Linked DNA regions of Homo sapiens: region 1 is linked to region 2. The links are chromatin loops, found by intact Hi-C in ENCODE. Cell type or tissue: ascending aorta. All regions are shown on one strand. Links, peaks and the distances in the headings refer to the core of each region. The heading gives the core; the rest is flanking DNA. Region 1 overlaps ROBO2 (roundabout guidance receptor 2). Region 2 overlaps ROBO2 (roundabout guidance receptor 2).

Evidence for each region. Peaks named below come from ENCODE experiments on the same cell type or tissue, not always from the same donor. Only the 100,000 strongest peaks of a DNase experiment are listed, where the experiment ranks them.
Region 1: it touches region 2 in a loop (2.0-fold over the local background); 2 of 110 quality-filtered maps call a loop at or near these places.

Annotation. Positions count from the first base shown.
Region 1 is chr3:77,463,317-77,466,240 of GRCh38, forward strand. The region is part of intron 2 of ROBO2 (roundabout guidance receptor 2); the gene reads left to right. Among named protein-coding and RNA genes, the nearest start is that of ROBO2, 420 kb to the left of the region's middle. In ascending aorta, for the core only: no CTCF peak of the experiment used is centred there; no DNase peak of the experiment used is centred there; H3K27ac peaks cover 1,133 bases.
Region 2 is chr3:77,319,382-77,322,305 of GRCh38, forward strand. All of the region lies in intron 2 of ROBO2 (roundabout guidance receptor 2), which reads left to right. Among named protein-coding and RNA genes, the nearest start is that of ROBO2, 280 kb to the left of the region's middle. In ascending aorta, for the core only: a CTCF peak has its summit at 1,361 (motif pointing left); no DNase peak of the experiment used is centred there.

The sequences.
Region 1 (2,924 bases), core at 255-2,754, 140 kb after region 2:
AAATGAACTAGGTAAAACTCACTGGGCAAAATTTATACTTTTAGATTGGGAAGAACCATGGATATTAGTACTGTATAACATAAAATAGTACCTCTAAATGTGTTTGTTTTTAGAATTATATTATATATAAATCCCTACTCGCTTATTCATAGCGATGATCGCTTTTAGCAATTGCATAGTAATTGATTGACCCCAAGACATTAAGGCCTGAAAAATTTTATATATGGGACAGGGTTATTGAAGATTATTATTATTATTGTTATTATTATTATTAGTTTTCTTGAGACAGAGTATCACTCTGTTGCCCAGACTGGAGTGCAGTGGTGCAATCATGTTTCACTGCAGCCTTGACCACCTGGGCTCAAGCAATCCTCCCACCTCAGCCTCCAAAGTAGCTGTGACTACAGGCGCACACCATTACGCCTGGCTAATTTTTGTATTTTTGGTGGGGATGGGGTTTCACCATGTTGCCCAAAATGGTCTCGAACTCCTGAGCTCAAGGGATCCCCCGACCTCGTGGCCTGTCAAAGTGCTGGGATTATAGGCGTCAGCCACCATGCCTGTCCTCTTGAAGATCATTAACTATTTGATAGTCAAAGGAATTAAAAATTGACAGCCATTAAACTCATTGAAGATCAGATGCAGAAGTAAAATTCAAAGTCTTTCTTGTTTACTATACTACTTCTAATTCCTAATAACAGTGATTCTTTTATGAACTACTTCCTTTACTTTTCACTGTACTTTACAAAGATCATTTGTTCAGGCTTCATAACAAACCAAAGACAAAGGCTTTTTTTAAACCTTCATTTTACAGATGAAAAAGCTGAAGCTAAAATGGCTGAAGGACCTGTAATAATTTAATAATAAAAGTAGATAATCATCTGGATAATAAAAGTAGCAGAACAGAGACAACCGAGGCCATCTGACTAAGCCCATTATCTTTACCACAGTGCTGTGTTGCCTTCCTGCCAAATAGTAGTAGCTCCATAAACACTTGTTAAATGGGAGTTCCAAGTCCCTAAGAGGAACTGGCATATGGTGGAGGGGATTTCGAGTGCATTCCAGAAATAGAGAACAAACTGTGTTTAGGCCCTAAAAAAAGAAAAGAGCGTGTTACATTTCAGGACCTGAAGAAAGGCCTGAGGAAATGTGGGTTGAATATTATGATTGAAGTGACAAAGAAGAGGCTGTAGAGACAATTTTAGAGGCTAGACTACTTAGAGTTACAGGGGGAGGAAGGGGACTATTCAGCCTGAATTTCCTGGAACTGTCCTGCAATAATTATTAATAGTACTTCCTTAGGATTTCAAAAGTGTTAGTTTGGAAGGTAAAATAGAAAGTTATCCAATTCTTAGGTAATGTTGAAGATTTTTTTTTAATTTCAGAATGAATGAATGCATTTCCTCCTTTGCTACTTGGGATATTAGAAGGAAAATGAAAAGTCTGTTAGTCCATACTTCATATCCAGCACTTTTATCAACTGAGAGCAACTTCAGTGATTGGTTCTCCAGTGATATATTGAAGACATTTGTCATAAGGCCCTAGCCCTCTAAAGCAAAGGTCTTTCCTTTAACTAAATATGGGGAAAATATGTCAAGGGCAGTATTAAACATGTGCATTAGAAATTACTGAATCTGTATATAACATTTGAGTATTTAGTATCCACTAATTTATTTCAAAAATTATCCCATTTGCCAACTTCAGATTTTTTGGTTGTTGTTGCTGACACTTTAGACAACTTGCCCTACATTCACAACAGCCGTAATTTGTTCATCAAGAGTACCGAGAAAACAAGGTTCTAATTTTACTATTTGTAGACAGTTTTTAGAGGGAGTAAGGTTAATATGGTGCATGAAAAAAGCCAAAAAGAGATTAAGGCAGTTTGTGAATTTTAGTAATATGGCATAATGAAGTGCCTCGATCATGTCAAAATAATGGAGGTTTCGTAGACTTTCTGGTAAATCTTATTTATCAAGTTTGGTACCATCCCAGGGAGAGAAACTCAAACCATCTCATGCAGCTAAGTAAGTAGTAACTACAATGTAGAGATTTGCTTCCTCTCTGCACAGAAAGGAAATGGCTATGATTATTTTTTATCTCCAAGCATTCTGAGAATGAAAGTGTAGTAAGTCCTCAGGCTAGGAGAAACAGGGTAGCCCAGGGAATAGATATATAGCTAGAGACTCAGAAGGCAGTACTATTTGTTTTCTTACTGCTGAGCACATACTCTATGGATGGTCAAGGTGACTCCAGTGTGTATCAGAGGAAAAGAAGGATTTTATTAAAACTCTACTGAAGAAGGCTTCTTTCCAGTTTCAGCTAAGATGTGAAGGTTTGATTAAAGCATCCATGAGTTTTAAAATATTTACATACTTTTGGGTAAAACACACATATAATTAATTCTCTTCATGAGAACTCAGTATTACTTATACCTTAAAAAGATACTCAGTATCTGTTGTTTGATATCAGTTTGTCTTTAGGAATGTAAGAAACTGTGCTTTTCATAAGTAAACAAACATCTTCAAGCACATTGTTCTCCAATCACTGTCAATGGTGTAATATGAGTTTTCTGAGATAATTTAAATTTGGTATTTAGGATATTTGCATGTATAAAAAGTACTTGGATATGCTCCTTGCTTCCTCTTCTCCTGCTGAACTGTCAGAAGATGGTGATGCTTTTGAAGATTTATGGTAGATGGGTAATGAGATTGCTGAATGTTAACTACTGCATTTGGAATTCATTTAGTAGCAAAAGAAAAGAAGGTTACTGGGATTGGGATAGAGTAGAAAAGTGATAGAGCTATTTTTAATCAGTGAATTTAAAAATCAATATGATACGTTCTGAATTAGGATACATTTCAAGTCTCTTGTCATGTAGTAATCAAGTAGAACATTTCTTGAAGAATATAGGATGTCAAATTGGA
Region 2 (2,924 bases), core at 227-2,726:
ATCTCCTGTTAAGTAAGATTAGAATTTGTCTTTGGGCCTTTTTAAAGTTTCTGCAAACTGATAACCCAATTGCTCATGCTGATTGACAGAACAACATTGAATATCTAAGTAGTCTAGGCCTTTGTCTGGTCATTAGAATTTGTCCTTTTGAGGACCATTGGCTGGAAACTTTATACTACAATTGAGTGTGCTATGAGTAAGACAGCTTCAATTGAAGCCTCTGAAGAGGAAAGGAAAATAACAAAGAAGACGCTTTTGTATCTTTTTCCATTATCAATAACGTCAATATAGAACATGCCTTTTTTCATATGAAACTTCAATATGAACTTATTCAAATGACACTCTGGCTATGTCATAATGTCTGCATTCTCCAGGTATATATGAAACAGATTTTAATGGATGTTGGGTGGCTTCCATTCACCCTTTCATATTTGAAAATGCACTTAGAAACTCTGTTGAGAAAGTTGCTTATGCTATTGGTCCTCCTTTTCTGTTGTTGTTCAGTCTGCCCCCAAGTGGTAGAGAGCCTAAAAACCCAAAAAGATAACAACGTGGTCAATCCATGACTTATCAGCTGCAATTGTATGCCTGATTGATTTTTGTTGCTATACAACAGCTGAACAATTCGAAATTTATCACATGGAATATGAATTCACCTGTTCAAATCATGGTAGTATAATAATTCTTGAAATTGCAGCTGCATATTTTAATTCATTACACCAAGTAAATAAACTTCAAGACATTCAGCCACCATTCATGAAATAGATTTCTAAAGGCTTATGTGGGGATCATTTTCTTTCTCTTACCCTCTACCCTCTTGTTTTAAAACTCCTCTCCCCACCATGGCCTTATACTGGAAGACATTTTTACTCTTGATTTCTAGCAATTGCTGGCTGGTATTGTTGAGTTTTAATATTTCAGTGTGATTCAGAGCTCTGACCATTTTCAAGTTCTTAGGAGCCCTCTCTTGTCTCATTTTTAAACATGGCCTTTGGGGAATGACAGTGATTGTGACAGATGGTAAAGGAATAAGATTGCACTTTGGCGCTGCTTCTGTCTTTGCCTCTTGATCTTTTCCCACTTTCTCAAGGCAAATTATAGATTTCCTTTTGCCTCTAGAGGGACGCAAATTGCAGTTGCCAGTTATATGGTTCTTTGTTTCTCTTTCTAGCTCTTAAAAAAAAAAAGAAGGGCTCTTATTTAATTAAACATTGTCATTACATTTATTGTTGATGAAAGGTACTGATTTGTATGTTGGCCAAATATCTGACCAGACAAGGGAGAGGACTTGTTGAACTACAGGCAAAAAAAGAAAAAGAAAAAAGAAAAAAAACTTTTGTTGCGTTTGAAGGTAGCTTCCCTCTAGTGGCAAAAACTGGTACTTCACTTGTAGACTACAAGCGATTTAAAAAAATATATTTTTTGTTATCTCTTTTTAAAACATTATCTGATATGTGTAATGTACATATCACACATTTTAATGAATGTGGCTTGCAACTAAAATCGAGTTTCCTAAAAAGTTTAGAAATCTTTTCAGTTACCAAATTCATAATCTTAGGTATGCAAAGTAGGCAAGGTACTTTACTGTCCATTTTGTTCTTCAGTAATCCCACACATACAACACACAATTCCAGATGAAAGGATTCTAGTTGACTAAGAAGATAGTTAATAAAGGGGTTTTAGATTTTTTTCATAATTTATTGGGTCGGAGTTAACTCAAGCGGTTACCTCCTCATGCCGGACTTTCTATCTGTCCATAATTTATCAAAGGAGTGTGAAGGAATTATAAAGTATCGCATAAATTTGGGTGGTGGGCATATTGCTGTACTTCTCTGTGTATTAGAAATATTTTAGGCTGGGCACAGTGGCTCATGCCTTTAAACCCAGCACTTTAAGAGGTCAAGGTGGGAGGATTACTTGAGCCTGGGAGTTCAAGATCCGCCTGGGCAACACAGGGAGACCCCATCTCCACAAAATATTAAGAAATTAGCCGAGCATGATGGCACACACCTGTGGTTCCAGCTGCTTGGGCGGTTGAGATAGGAAGATCACTTGAGCCCAGGAGTTCGAAGCTGCAGTGAGCTGTGATTATGCCACTTCACTCTCCAGCCTGAGTGACAGAGAGAGAGACCCTGTCTCAAAAGAAGAAAAAAAGAAAAAAGAAAAGTTTGATACTGGAAAAATTTTAGAGAGAGGCGATAGAATCACTAGATAGTTAAAATTTAAGTATTAGAATTTAAAGGGCACTAGAGATTAGTTGAGTGTTACAGTTTTAACTTGAACTTATTCGTTCACATTCATGTAACCACTACAAAAGGATTTAAGCAATGCCAAGAATGAGCTATAATTTAGACAATGTGCAGGAAATACAAGGACAACTAAGACGGGCAAGCGGCAAGTGAACCGAGAACTGTGCAAAGAGATGAGTACTAATGGAAATATGTACAACAAACTAAGAGAGTACACCAAGGACAAAGTGGCCCTTTGTTTGAGACGGATGAAAGGACAGTTAAGTACAGAAGATAAGTGTAAATGATCAAGAGTTTGGGCACAGTGCACGGGTATTTTCCATGCACATAGCACCATGGGAAGTGGTTCTGAGCAATCAGGAGATAACAGGGCTTCAAGTATGGAAGGCTTAAATGGAGAGAGCTGAGGGAGACTTGTTGTTAATAACTTTGCTAGAGCAAGTCCTAAGCAGGCACTGTTTTATACCATAATAAATAATCAAATGAGAGAATATGAGGTTTGGTTCCCCAGGCTCCACACGTGACTATGAATAATCTTATAAATAATAGACTTATTCACAAAACACAAGATAGTCTAGAATAACCGAATGAAATGATGTTTTTGTGCTTCTTTGACTTCCTACCAAACATAGTGTTCCTTGGAAGGAATTATGTTTGACACTGTATTGTATGACT